Linked DNA regions of Mus musculus: regions 1 and 3 are each linked to region 2. The links are chromatin contacts, found by Hi-C or POLR2A ChIA-PET in ENCODE. All regions are on one chromosome and are shown on one strand. Each heading gives the region's core, a stretch centred on a gene start or an enhancer-like site at or near the end of the contact. The rest is flanking DNA. Distances are from core to core; before and after follow the strand shown.

Region 1 (4,654 bases), core at 883-3,382, 250 kb after region 2:
AGATTGTTTAAACTGATGTCACACAGGGTAGGTATGCCTTATCCCTCTCCTCGGAACCGGCTCTGCACCTGGCTCTCCAGACCACGGTAGTATTACCGCAGGCTGTCTGTCATGATTTGTGTCTGTCCATCACCTTTCCAGCCATCAGATCCCAGGGGCCTTGGGGTTTCCCAGAAGTGCTCAGTTCTACTCCAGGGCATCCACCCTGGTCCCTCTGCTGCTCTCCTTACCCAGCTGGAAGTTGTCAGGATTCGAACCCAGGCTACGAGTCCTTTTATGTCAGGGCTCAGCAAGACTTTTGAAGAAGAAAGTGACTTTCAAATGAAGTATTGAAGGGATGACCAGGTCTGCCAGGAGCTTGTGTGTGTGTGTGTGTGTGTGTGTGTGTGTGTGTGTGTGTGTAAGCCAGGTGTTGACTCTGAGTGTCTTTCTCAATGGCTCTCCATATTAGTTTTGGAGACAGGTTCTCTCACTCAACCCGGAGTTCACCTACCGGATTGCAGATGGGCCACCTTACCAAGCCAGCACACGTGTGCTGGGAACCTGAACTCAGGACCTCAGGTCCTCAAGCTTGCTTGGCAAATACTCTATCGATTAAGCTATCCCCCCAGTGCTCAACCTGCCTGATTTTGTTGCCCTGACAGGACAACTCTTTTCAAGATGAGTATGCTGGGGGCCGTTTCTAATCTCTCCTGGGGCAAAAAATGCTGTGGTGTCCAATCCAAACTCCACAGTGTCACAGGACACCTGCTTGGGGCTTCCCACAGGTCTGAGCAAGGGCTTCTTGTCCCTTCCTTTATTGCAGCGTGGGTCATTTATCCCCTGAGACATCAGGGAAGAGTCTTAAGTCAGGGAAGAGTCTCAAACTTACTAATTCCAACGTTTCTTAGAGAGTGGGGAAGAACGCACAATCCCAGGTTTCTGTCTCGAGGGACCCTGCAAAGCGGGTTCGGCCAGGGGTCTCCCAGATCTCCTCCAGGGGTTACAGACCACAAGAGAAAGAGCCTATTACAGGGGCCTGGTACACACTCATGCCTATGGCTTCCCATGTGACAATTCTTCAGAGCCCAGAGTGAGGAGGAGATGGAGATGTGTGAGAAGCCCAGCTTCAGGGAGGGCCTCTAGGGCAGCGGTTCTCAACCTTCCTGGTGCTGTGGTCCTTTAACACAGTTAGTTCCTCATGCTGTGGTGATCCCCACCCATAAAATTATGTTTTGTTGCTACCTCATAACTGTAATTTTACTTCTGCTATGAGTTGTAATGTAAATATCTGATATCCAGAATATCTGATATGTGACTCCCATGAAAGGGTCGGCCGACCCCTGGACAGGTTATGATCCACAGGTTGAGAATTACTACTCTAGAGGCAGTTGGCCTCCGTTCCAGTTCCCACTCCTTTTTAGACTATCTTGGTGACTGCAAGGGAGAAATGGCTTCATCCTGTGCCTCAGTTTTTTCATCTGTGCAATGGGGATAAGAATAGCACCTCCTCCTGGGAAGTGACAGTATTCGCCTTTAATCCCAACACTTGGTAGGGAGAAGCAGGCAGATCTCTATAAGTTTGAGGCCAGCCTGCTCTACAGAGTGAGTTCCAGGACAGCCAGGGCTCTACAAAGAAACCCTGCCCCCCCCCTCCCCCCGCAAACCAAACCAAATCAGACCAGACCAAACCAAACCAAACCAAACCAAACCAAACCAACAGTCCCTCCCTGGAACAGCCCAGGTAAGGAGCTAAGCTTCACAGGATCTCGAAGGAGCAGTTTACTGACAGCTACTGTTTTTACAACCAGACACATTTGAGTTTGAATCCTTCCATTAGAACTACTGTTTGATTAGGGACAGATTTCCATATCGGATTCTTTTTCTAGAAAAGGGCTTCTAGGGCGGTGTTCAGCATCCAGGAAGCAGAGTGCATATAAATGCGGAGCCCAGCCCTGGTGAAGCATTGGAGCCCCTGGGAGTGGTAGATGCCTCAGTCGGGCTCCCTGTGACCCCCCCCCCCCTTCCCTCCCCTGCAGCTGCTACAACCCAGACTTACAGACCTGGCCCCTACCGTCTGAGGGCAAGGCGGAAGTGAGGCAGGCAGCCTGTGGCTTCCTCTTTTTTGTTCTGCTGTGGGCCCAAGACTCCTTACTCAGAGCCTCCGAAGAGGGGACTGCGCACCATGGCCTCCCGTGCAGCGCCGGTCAGACAGACATGCTGTTGTTTCAACATCCGAGTCGCCACCATAGCCCTGGCCATTTACCACATAGTGAGTATTGGGGAGTCTGGGGTGTTTGGTGTGTGTGTGTGTGTGTGTGTGTGTGTGTGTGTGTGTGTGTGCGTGAGGACACACTGAGACCTTCCAACTGGGGGATTGCTACCTATTACTTGTCTGTGGGACCCTGGACAAGCCCTGTGCTACTCTGGGCCTTAGTAGTTCCCTGTGGAGTTGAACAGAATAGTGCCCTTTTGGTTGTGGCTGTGCAAAGAGAAAGGCAGGCTGGCAACGGGGAGGAGTGCAGGTTGGGATTGTTCCAGGATGCCAAGCTCCACACAGGCCCGGGTGTAGGGCTTTCTGGGCCCTTTCCTAGTCTGGGGTCTGGGTTTACCTTTGGACTTCTACTGGGAACCAGCGACTGCTTCCTCTCAGCTCACAGCTCAGTCAAGCTGCCACCTTCTCCCTTCAAGGATGGCTTAAGCTTTGTGGCTGGGGAACTGCTTGGGGGTGGTGGGGGGCAGCCAGCATGTCACAGTGGCTGTCATTGTCACAGTGTGACCCCAGGTCCAGTCTTAGTGACCAGGGATAAGGCTCTCCCTTTGGAGTGGCCTAAAGTTGGAGTCTCTGTTCTCTTCTGCTGGGATTTACCCCTCACCCCCTGCCCCTGGCCACACTTAGCTCTCTGAGGCCCAAACATTTCTTGGCTTCAGTGACTCAGACAGAACCTGTGGCTAACAGCTCTCCTGGGCCTGGAAGAGCTTCCTCAAAATCAACCTAAATCCGTAGGCTGCTGCGCAGAGCCTGGTGACATCTGCTTCCGGCCACAGGCCGTGTGGCACCAGGCAGTGGTACAAACCAGTTCTGTCCTGAAGCTCTTGTGTGCACCTCCCTGCCCCCCTCCCCCATTCCCAGCCTTTGCTGTGCAGTCTCACATGACTTGTTGAACCTCTCTGAGCCTGTTTCTTTAGATCAAAACAGAAGATGAGGATGATAAGAGCTGTGTGTTGGGTGGCTGTGTGGGTGAAGTTGATATCTATAAAGCATGAGGGACATGTGCAACATGGTCCCCTGCCTTTCCATGAGTGTGTCTTGACCCACCTGTCCACCGAAAGCAGGGGTTCTCAACCTTCCTAATGTTGCGACTCTTAAATACGGTCCCTCACGTTGTGGTGACCCCACCCTCCCCAACCGTAACATTATTTTCATTGCTACTTCATAACCATAATTTTACTACTGTTATGAATCATAATGTAAATATATTTTTAGATAAAGAGTTGTCAAAAAGGTCTCAACCCATAGGTTGAGAACCACTGTTCTAGGGCCTGGCATGGGGGATGGGGAGACTCAGAGTCTGTCCTGTACAGCCTCAGCCAGCACAGGAGCTGAGAGGGGCGGTGGCACTCTGTCTCGGCATCAATTCTTTCAGATTGTCATTGCTGAGATAGCACACCATTCTGGGAAGGACGTGACAAGGGTCCTTATGCCAGCTCTGCCAGAGCCAGCTGTTTGAGCTCCTGGGAAAACCCGGCTTGGGGCTTGCTTCCCTATCTAAAGTGGAGACCAGGGGCTGTGGATGGGATCTTTGAACTTAGACGTTTGCAGTATGCTGGAGGTGGGGGTGGGTCACTAAGTGGCTTCAGTGGGGTGGAGGGGCTTGCGGTCGCTGGAACCCTTGCTCCATCTGCTCTGGTGGCTCTGCTCCTGTCTTGCAGAGAAATGTTTCCTGTCTGATTGGCTGGCATCTCAGAAGAGCATAAACATATTAAAAAGTAAATAAACCTGGCAGGCTGCATCGTGCAACCATTGGGTTTTCTTTTTATTCATGCGGTCTAAGCACCTCAGCTGTGGGTGCATGAGTGATGTCCCGTTTCCATAAAGATCAGGACACTGTGGGTCAAGCGATCAGGGAAGGCTTCCTGGAGTGAGTGTCACAGGTGGGGATACTGTAGTGTGGGAGGGGGAGTGTGGATGAGGAGCTGGTGTGCCCGAGGTATGCCAGGTTCCGGACCCTACTGAGACAGTTGGTGGGGGGAGGAAGTGACTTTGTGTGAAGTTGAGCCTTTGAGCCTTTCCTCTGGTGCTCCAGTGTTATTTGGGGCTTGGTCATTCTTTGCATTGTGTTAAGAAGGTCACCTCCTAGCCACCGTTCCAGGTCCCTAGACTTTGAGCCATGATTGTGCAGTCTGCAAAACCACTGCGTGGTATGTGAGTCATTCAGAGCCATGGAATGTTGTAGAGCCGCGGGGTAGGGGTATAAGAAAGAGCAGAGAAGCCTGAAAGTCAGATACCCATCCCAGGGACTGGGTTAGAACACACAGATGATCTTCCTACCTCCTTGGCCAGAGGCGCTTTTCCACTTCCATCAGGAAAAGGGCTGGGGGTTGGAGGGGGGCTTTCCTTTGGCACAGCAGGTGGGTGCCAGGTGTGCCAACAGGACGTCAAACATCTGGTAGA
Region 2 (4,925 bases), core at 113-2,612:
TTCACAAAGCATTGTTAGCAGTGTGGGAAATGAAGGTTCAGTTAAGGAATTTCAGGTCTGGTTACAAGCTGGCTTTCTGAATAGAGTATGTTCTTGAGTTTGAATATCGAGACCTGGTGGGGGGGGATGTAGCTCAGTTGTTTGGTAGGGTGTTGCCTGGCATATGTGAAGTCCTACATTTGGTATGTCTGTAGTAACAGAAGGAAGGTATGGAAGTAGGCTCAGGGGGTCAAGGTAATCCTTAGCTACACAGTGAGTTTGAGGGCAGCCTGGCTCTATGACACCCTATCTCAAAAACAGAAATAAAAAAAAAAGCGAGGTGGTGGTGGCATAGGCTGTTAATCCCAATACTCAGGAGGCAGAGGTGGGGATATCTCTGTGAGTTCTGAGGCCAGCCTGGTTTACAATGGGAGTTCCAGAACAGCCAGGGCTACACAGAGAAACTCTGTCTTGAAAAATCAAAAAGAATTTAAAAAGCCTAAAAAACCTAAAAAAAAAAAAAAAAAAAAAAAAAAAAATTGAACGGTTCTTGAAGGCAGAGACAGGTGGATTTCAGTAGGTTAGAGAGCAGCCCAGCCAGAGCTACAACAAAAGACCCTGTCACAATAAAAACCAAACCAGGGCTGGAGAGAGGGCTCATTGGTTAAGAGCACTGACTGCTCTTCCAGAGGTACTGAGTTCAATTCCCAGCAACCACATGGTGGCTTACAACCATCTGTAATGGGATCTGACACCCTCTTCTGGTATGTCTGAAGGTAGGACAGTGTAATCACATACAAATGCATCTTTAAACCAACCAACCAATCAACTGAAATGGAGTGCTTGCAAACACCTCTGGCTTCTAGTTCTCAGCTTAATTTGCTTAGTTTCCATCTTGATATTTCTAATGACCTTTGAACAAGGGTCCTGCCATTGTCATTGCGCTCCAGATCCTGCAAATTAGGTTGAGGTCCTGCCCTCCATCAGCATGGTCGTTCTGTTGCTCTTTTCTTTTGTATGTTACACTGGGGAAACGAGGCAGGAAAAGATGCAAAAAGGCCAGGAGCCAGAGGGCTAGAAGGGGTTCGAACCCAGACACTGGCCAGGCTGTGCCAAGGTTCAGGCACAGCCCCAGGTTGGCGTCCCCTCCCCCCCACGGCAGCCCGGGCACTCCGTGCGCGCTCCCGTGCCTCCCACCCCGCTCCCTCCGCGGCGGCGGCGCGCGCTCGCCCCAGCGGGCGGGCACAGCGGTTGTGTGGCCTGCGAGTTTCCCCGAGTTCACACAGGCCCTGCCGTTGGCATGGCAACCGGGCAACCTGTTCCAGAGCCGCCCGCCCGCCCGCCCGCTCCGCACACGCCGCTGCCACCGCCGGAGCTGGGGCCGGCGCCGGCGCCGCTCCCATGATGCACCGCGTCAGCCCAGTCCCCAGTGGGCCGCCATGTTGTCGGAGTGAAAGGTAAGGGGGAGCGAGAGCGCCGGCGAGCGAAGATCGGGGGGCCGGAATCCATCTTCATCCTACCGCTCCGCCCGTGAGTATCCGCGCCCCGGTGGCCCCAAACCGTGCTCCGAACCCCCAGCGAGCCGATGCGCCTCTCGTATTGGCGTTTGGCAGCGGTTGGCGGGGCGAGAAAGGGCTTAGAGACGCCGCCGGGCCTGGCGGAGGCACCGCGCTCGCTCCGCTCGTACGTGTTTGGGAGGCGGCAGCGAGGCCCTATTGTTATCCGCGAGGAGGGGGTGGGGAGCGGGCCGCGGCCGGGGCCCGGCTCGCCCGCGGCTGCCGGCGGCTCCGTGCCTCCGTTCGGCCCTGCCGGGAGTCCCTAGAGGTTGGTGTTGCCGTTCGGCTCGGCTTCTTTTTTTTTTTTTTTCCTTCCTCCCCTGCATTTATTTATTTATTTTTTGGATGGATCTGAGCAGCCCCAGGTCCTCTCTTGTGGCCGCGGAGTGGAGATTCTGTGGTCCCGCGGGCTCCTTGGACTTGGCTGGAGCTTCCGTGGCAGCGCCGAGGGAGGAACAATACAAGGCTTTAGAAAGCGGGCGGTGGGCCACGGTCCTCGGGCGAGCCCCCCATGGTGGTGGGGGAGTGGGCGATCTTGCAAGCCTTGAAATATGGAGAGGTGACCATCAGGAAGTTTCGGATCGCTTTTTAAGCGCCTGGGTTCCTTGTGGCCTTTTGTTTCTGTGAGAGCTTGTGTGTGTTTTCCTCCCCCTTGAGGAGGGGGTGTTCTTCCTCTCTGATCCTCCCTGTGTTGGTGTGCTTCCCTCTCCAAGGGGCTTTCAGCAGGTAGTAGGACAAACATGTAGATAGCTACACAGTGCTACAGTTTCGGTCCTCACGAACGCGGTGGGTAAACATGGGTCATTTGTTTGACTCGTCAGTACCACTCCCACGTTAAGGGAGGAACACTCCAGTAACTTTTCTCCAGTGAAGCTCACCCCTCTTCCCAAGAGCTCCCCTCCCACATCGCGAGGAACTCCCACATAGATGACCAGAGAAGGCTTTATCCCCACCATAACTTTGAAGGATTGTTCGTTTTCATTGTGCAAATTACGATAACGCTTCGTTACACTTGATCATTTTGCTCACCCCATTAATTACTGGGATTATTAAGATGATTTATGAGGGCTTTTGGGCGTTCAGTTTTTAAAGCCAGTTACTTCTGAAGGTAGGATTGTAGCTTGAGCTGTTTGCTTTGGTGTAAAAGTTACTAATGTGGCTCTCCTTTTAAGATAAGCAGCTTCCTTCAGGGTTTTTAGTAAACCATTTTGACCCTTTGCTCATTGTAACTTTGTAAAACACTAGGGGCTGCGGATCTTTATCTGAAGGTTTGGAAATACTGGATTCTGAACTTCTAGTATTTTGTCTTTCCACGCTTGAGTTCATCTTGTCTAAGGCCACAGCTTTTTGAAGTTGGGATTTGTTTAGTTTGAGTCTGTGAACTGCTTTAAGATAAATTTATGTCCACAGAAGGTTTGTTCAGTGTAGTAAAAATAAACACCTATCAGCCCTGAGCATCTTAGTGAATGGAGATAGATTAAACCATGCTGTTTTGTTTAAAGAAAAGTACTATTAGTGATATTAAAAAGAAAAAGTAAAAACAAACTCCACTGTGATCTTGACAGTGTGAAAGCTAGGAAGTACTAGACTAGGCTTGCTACTTCATTGCATTGCTTAAAATATTTGTTTCTAAACGATAGGTCATTTGCTTAAAAAAATCAAATTTTAAATACTGCACATAATTTCTTAGTGAGTGTTGAGAGACCCTAAAAGGTACCATCAGTTTCTTGTTTTCTGGTACTTAGGTGACAGATTATTAGTTTTTGTTCTGTCAGTGCCAAGATGTTACAGAATTCTCTCAGACACATGTTAGTGCTGAGGTGTTTGCTCACTTTTCAGTTGTCCCTCTTGCCAGGCTCTCCCGTGTTTGAGAAACTGCCTTGCCTCATTGGGTAAACCAGGAAGTCTCAGGGCTTCCAGACAGCCTTAAAGAGGCCAATTGTTTTGTTCTAATATTTTTGTAAGTGACCCTTCCCCAGTTATATTTTAGAATGAGATTGCTTTCAGGGACAATCTCTTATCATTTGCTTATTTATTTATTAGTTTTTGAGACAGGGTTTCTCTGTGTAGCTCTGGCTATCTTGGAACTCACTCTGTAGACCAGGCTGACCTCGAACTCGAGGTTCATCTGGCTCAGCCTCAGACTCCTGACTGCACAGCCACTGGCCAGCTAAACTCCCCCCCCCCCCCAACACACACACAGGGTTTCTCTGTGTAGTCCTGGCTGTCCTGGAACTCAGAAATGAGTTCAACTGCCTCTGCCTCCCAAGTGCTGGGATTAAAGGCGTGCGCCACCACGGCTAACTTTTTCTTAATTTGAAAATTCATAGGTAACTTTTCGCAGTTCTTTTATGTTAGAAAATACTACATTTACTATTTTATGAATCCTCTTGATGATTGAGGCTCTGTTGCCTTGACTGGTGTGGAACCTTAAGCGTAGTGATTTGAGAAAATTTAAAACTTTCTATATACCTTTCAACTTAGTGATTAAAAGCTATCAAAAACCAAGGCATGGGGGAAAAACTTCCTTTAGAATCTGACAGAGAGATTGTTAGTTTGATGGCAAAACTAGAGTTTTGTTGCATCAGTTGGCCTGAAGTAAAGAGATGGAGAGTCAGTCTCTCTCTCTCTCTCTCTCTCTCTCTCTCTCTCTCTCTCTCTTTTGAGACAGGGTTTCTCTTTGTAGCCCTGGCTGTCCTGGAACTCACTTGGTAGACCAGGCTGGCCTCAAACTCAGAAATCCGCCTGCCTCTGCCTCCCGAGTGCTGGGATTAAAGGCATGTACCACCATGCACAGCAAGATGGAGATTCTCTTGTAGAAGCAAATGTACTATGAAATATGAATGGACTGAGGTCCTTAAAGAACCAAGTGAGGAGGGCTAGGGAGGCTGCTGTGTACTTTGCAGAGGCTGATAATGAAACAGCTGTACTTTTCTGGGTTTGTACTTGAGCCTAGACAGCATTTTATTCATGAGAGCCTAGAAGGCTAGAACTATTCCAGTGTAAGGTTTAATTGGTTTGTGTGTGTGTATGTGTGTGTGTGTAGGTAGGTAGGTAGGTAGGTAGGTAGAAGGGTATTGGAAGTTGTGATTTACATTAGGCATTTCCAAAGCAGGTTTGATTTTTTTTTTTGTCTTTTTTTTTTTTTTTGAGAGAATTTTACGGTTCTCCATGTTTGCCTTAAACTGACAGTATAACTCCCCTGACCTTAGAATATTATCAGCTCTCCTGTTTTAGTCTCACAGGACTAAAACAGGTTTACAAACTAGTTTTTTTTTTTTTTTAAAGATTTATTATTATATCTAAGTACACTGTAGCTGTCTTCAGACACACCAGAAGAGGGCATCAGATCTCATTACGGATGGTTGTTAGCCACTCTGTGGTTGCTGG
Region 3 (4,859 bases), core at 1,345-3,844, 140 kb before region 2:
ACCCTGTCTTGAAAAACCAAGAAAACAAAACAAAACAAAACAAAAAACAAAAGAGAACCAAACCCAACAAACAAACAAAAACAAAATAAAAACCAACCTTGCTGGGTATGATAACACACCCTTTTCTTTCCCTTTTTCTTTCTTTTCTTTTCCATTTATTTATCTATCTATCTATCTATCTATCTATCTATCTATCTATCTATCTATCTATCTATCTATTTATTTATTTGAGACAGGGTTTTTCTGTGTAGTTCTGGCTGTCCTGGAACTCACTCTGTAGACCAGGCTGGCCTCGAACTCAGAAATCTGCCTGCCTCTGCCTCCCAAGTGCTGGGATTAAAGGTGTGTGCCATCACTGCCCAGATTTTTTTTTTTTCTGGTGATACACACTTTTTTTTGTTTTGTTTTGTTTTTTTCTGAGACAGGGTTTCTCTGTATAGTTCTGGCTGTCCTGGAACTCACTTTGTAGATCAGGCTGGCCTCGAACTCAGAAATCTGCCTGCCTTCCGAGTGCTGGGATTAAAGGCGTGCACCACCATGCCCGGCATGATACACACTTTTAATCCCAGCATTCTGGAGGTAGGCTCTATGAGTTTAAGACCACTTTGAACTACATGCATGGTGAGTTCCAGGACAGTGAGGGTTAGAAACTCTGTCTCAATGTAAATGAGCTAAATACCTAATAAAAAATGGAAAAAAAAAAAAGAAACTCTGTCTCAAAACATGTAAAAATAAAATAAAATAAAATAAAATAAAAATCACCTTCCCTATGGTGACAGTTATTGGAGGAGTAGCTGGGGATGGAGGTGCACAGTCACTGGAAAGGGACCCCAAAGCTCCATTTTATTTATGTGGATGGGTGTTTATGTGTGTGTACAACATACGCAGAGTGCCCAGAAGGCCAGAAGAGTATATCAGATCCCCTGGAACTAGAACTAAAGACAGTGGCATGAACCACCATGTGGGCAGCTGAGAATCAAACTGCAGTCCTCTGGAAGAGCAGCCAGTGCTCTTATCCACTGAACATCTCTCCAGCCCCCAGTAATTTATTTATTTACTCTAATTTGGGGGACATTTTTCCTGTTTTTTTTTTTTTTTTTTTTTTTTTCGAGACAGGGTTTCTCTGTATAGCCCTGGCTGTCCTGGAACTCACTTTGTAGACCAGGCTGGCCTCAAACTCAGAAATCCGCCTGCCTCTGCCTACCCAGTGCTGGGATTAAAGGCGTGCACCACCACGCCCGGCTTCCTGTATTTTTATAAGGGCACGAATTATAGGAAGTTTCACTTGTAAAAATTTATAAAACTCATGATATATTTTATACATGTACACTGAGATATCACTGCACCCCACAAACAGGCATGGACAATGCATTAATTAAACTTTAAAAACAGGAATAGGGGCTGGAGAGATGGCTCAGCCTAGTAAGAGCACTGACTGATCTTCCAGAGGTCCTGAGTTCAATTCCCAGCAACCACATGGTGGCTCACAAACATCTGTAATGGGATCTGATGCCCTCTTCTGGTGTGTCTGAAGACAGCTACAGTGTACTCACATGCATAAAATAAATTAAAAAAAAAAAAAGGAACACTTACTGCTCTTGCAGAAGACCAGGGTTTGATTTTCAGCATCCACATAGTAGTTCACAAGTGTCTGTAACTTATTTTAGGGAACCTGACACCGCTTCTGGCTTCCTCCCCACCCCTGATAGAGAATGCACAAAGTGAAGAAAAACGGGGCTAGGATGTACCTCAGTGATGGGAGTCCTTACCCCAATCCATAAATCCATAAGGTATGAACCCCAACACCTCAGACATTAGAAATAAAAATGAGAAACTAAGTTACAAAGTTCCCCGGGAGGGGAAAACTCACGGAATCGTGTTCTGAGCCTGTAACATGAGTACTGGGAACCGAACTAGGCTTCTTCGCCAGAGCAGCAAGTGCTTTTAATCGCAGAGCCTTTTTTTCCCATCCAATTATGGCTCGATTGTTAAAACAGTAATTGGAAAAATCCCTTAAGGGATTATTTCAGAAGCAAACCTGAAGGTAAGGGTGTGGCTGTGTCTGAGAAATCAAAGACAGGAGGTGAGACAAGGACCGGACATAAATTGGGCAGTGAGAGAAGAAAGAGGTGGACTGAGGGACATGGTGGGGGCGTGGGGCGGGAGTTCGCTTTTTCTATGGAGATCATGTGAAGGCAGGAGCCGGCAGCCAGCACACTGGGTACCCTTCCGATCCGTACCGGGACAGAATTCTCTGCTCCCACCTGCAGCAAGAAGCAGGTGGCCCAGGCCAGGGGTCACAAGGCGATCAGTTTCCTTGCTGCATAATCCGGACTCCACAGGTAGGAGGGCTGGGCATTCTAGTGAATGTTGTCGGGAACAAAGGAAGGCCTGGCCCAGCGCCCTCACACACCTCTTACACCGAGCATGCCCGGGCGTCCCGGAACCAGCGAGAACTGGACTTCAGACCCGCCAAGCTGAAAGAAATCCTCATTTCCCCGAAAAGGAGCCGCTCCCAGTGGGAACAAAGAAGAAGCGGGGTGGGGTCTAGGTGGGGCTGAGCCAGGAGGAGCTGGAGAAGCACAGGGGGCGGGTCTAGGAGGAGCCGGTCGTGGGCGGGTCCAAAAGGCGGAGCCTAGCGAGCTAGCGAGTGCATTGGATAGTGGGGGCAGGGGCCCGTCTAGGGGCGTGGCGATGAGCAACGGATGGGCGGGGCCTATCTAGGGGCGGAACCGAGGTAGATGAGGCAGGTTTGCTTCTTTTCTAGAAGAGGAGCTAGGGTGGGGCCCCAAGAGAGGTTGAGAGAGGTTTTTGGAAGGTGGTGTTCTGTCTCAGAAGGCAGAGATGGGCGGGAGTTTTAGACCTCTGCCCTAAGGAGGCATGGACTTGGAGGGAAGAAAATTGGCGGGATGGGCAAAACCAAGGCTGGGAGCGGCAAGGTCCTCTAAGTGGGGGAAGGGCGGGAGGGAAGACCGAGCAAGCAGATGGCCTGGAGGAGTCTGGTAGCAAGCTCCGCAGCAGCCCTGCTGCCCTGCAGGCCGCACTAGGGTCCTGGGTGCCATGTAGTGTGTTTTCTTTTTTAAGAGTTGCCGCGGTCATGGTGAATCTTCACAGCAATGAAACATTTAACAGGACACTTTGTGAAGCAACTGCTATGTATACTTCCCCTCCTATAGAAAGGAAAAGAAAGCCAGGCAAATGAGTCCTAGAGTATTCAAGGTCTCATGTAGAACTATATCCTTTAAAATCTATTTTATTATTTTTAATTTTTAAGTATGTCTCTATTTGTGGGCTATGTAAGTGAGTTGAAGTGTCCACAGAGGTCAGAATCATTGGGTCTTCTGGAGCTGGAGTTACAGGCAGCTCTAACAGTGATTTGCCTGATGTGGTTCTGGGTACCAAAATCGGATCCTCTGCAAGAGCAGCCAGTGTGCTCTCAACCCGGGAGCTATCTCTCCAGCCCCGAAACTGTGTACATATGAAAATATAACAGGATTTATCCTCCCAAGAACTTTACCACCCACATCATTATGCCTGGGTTTCTTTTCCTTTCTCTACGAGGGGAAATATACATAGCAGTTGCTTCACAAAGTGTCTTGGTTAAGGTTTCATTGCTGGGAAGATTTACCATGACCACGGAATGGCATCTCTCATAAAAGGAAACCTTTACTTGTGGCTGGCTTACAGCTTAGAGGTTTAGTCCATTATTGTCATGGTGAGAAGCATGGCAGTGTGCAGGCAGACATGCTGCTGGAGGAGCCAAGCAGCAGGAGACTGTGCCCCACTGGCATACACTGAGCCTATATGACCATCTCCACAGTGACACATGCATCCTCTAACAAGGCCATACCTCCTAAGGGTGCCACTCCCTATGGCTGAGTACTCAAACACATCAATATTCTGCAGTCTGTGAAGGTCATTCCTATTCAAACCACCCTACAGGGTCACTGCGGAAGACCGAAGGACATTAGCTTGGCACTCTGAGAGTACGTGGTAACTTTTTCCCCCTTTTCTCCGTAGCAGCCCCGGCTGTCCTGAAAATTGCTCTGTAGTTGAGGCTGGCCTCGTACTCACAGAGATCTGCCTGTCTCTGCCTCTTGCCTCCCGAGTGCTCCCCACTACCTGACTCTTGACTTCTGGCAGCAGTTCTTTTCACAGCTAGGTCCCAGGGCCACTGTGGGCCTGCTCTCCGTGAATAGCACATGAAGACAGACAAAGATGTATGTAGGGTATTACATAGGATGAAGATCCCAAGTCAACAGTACCTGGGCAGGTAGGAAACGCTGCTGGGTCTCAACTGAGTATGAAATGCAGCCAGCACTTAAGGCAGGACCAGCAGGGAATCAGAAACACAGGCCCAGGCCACAGAGACAGTTTGCAATGGAACAATTGCAAAGCTTGTTGGTTCTGGCTTTGGGGACTAATGTTCCTTCTCTCTGTCTCACAGCTATGTCTCTGAGGAGTTCATGTGGTGACATGGCCATATCAGCACAGCTTTGTACAGTCCAACCAGGATTTATCCAGGGCCTAAGATCCCCAACCAAACCGTTCTTTACTTTTTATCTTCTTTTGTTTGATTGGTTGTTTTTTTGTTATTGTTTTATCAGGACAGGATTCCACTGTTTAGCCCTGGCTGTCCTGGAACTCACTGTGTAGACCAGGCTGCCCTTGAACTCACAGAGATCCCCTTATCTCTGCCTTCCGAGTGCTGGGATTAAAGGAATGTACCATGGCGCCCACTCCCAGTTTTCAGTATATATGCACATTTTTTTTTGGTTAAAAAAGATGTATTTACTCTCTTATGCATGAATGCTCTGCTTACATGCATATCTGCACCATGTGTGTTCCTGGTGCCCAAG

The links. A loop is a pair of places that touch in the nucleus more often than their neighbours do. ChIA-PET counts read pairs that join two places held with the same protein, here RNA polymerase II (POLR2A).
Region 1: a map of T-helper 2 cell shows a loop between it and region 2 (2.8-fold over the local background). The contact joins the promoter of Laptm5 here to the promoter of Pum1 in region 2. A Hi-C loop is called at or near these places in 2 of 37 maps with a recorded cell type or tissue (T-helper 1 cell and T-helper 2 cell).
Region 3: POLR2A ChIA-PET joins it to region 2 with 82 read pairs in embryonic stem cell. The contact joins the enhancer-like site here to the promoter of Pum1 in region 2. POLR2A ChIA-PET finds 5 or more read pairs at or near these places in 5 of 5 experiments (Patski and embryonic stem cell).

The regions. Positions count from the first base shown.
Region 1 is chr4:130,911,184-130,915,837 of GRCm38, forward strand. Laptm5 (lysosomal-associated protein transmembrane 5) reads left to right here and starts at 2,133. Exons shown (of 8, transcript NM_010686.4): 1 at 2,133-2,251. The coding sequence starts at 2,165. It overlaps Gm38599 (a long non-coding RNA gene), which reads right to left and starts at 2,709. Exons shown (of 5, transcript XR_001784452.2): 1 at 2,592-2,709.
Region 2 is chr4:130,661,959-130,666,883 of GRCm38, forward strand. Pum1 (pumilio RNA-binding family member 1) reads left to right here and starts at 1,363. Exons shown (of 22, transcript NM_030722.3): 1 at 1,363-1,509.
Region 3 is chr4:130,517,762-130,522,620 of GRCm38, forward strand. No RefSeq gene overlaps it. Among named protein-coding and RNA genes, the nearest start is that of Nkain1, 54 kb to the right of the region's middle. Within about 2 kb of position 2,595, at least 1 of the 3 ENCODE cell types and tissues checked has a DNase peak (open chromatin) inside an H3K27ac peak, as active enhancers do.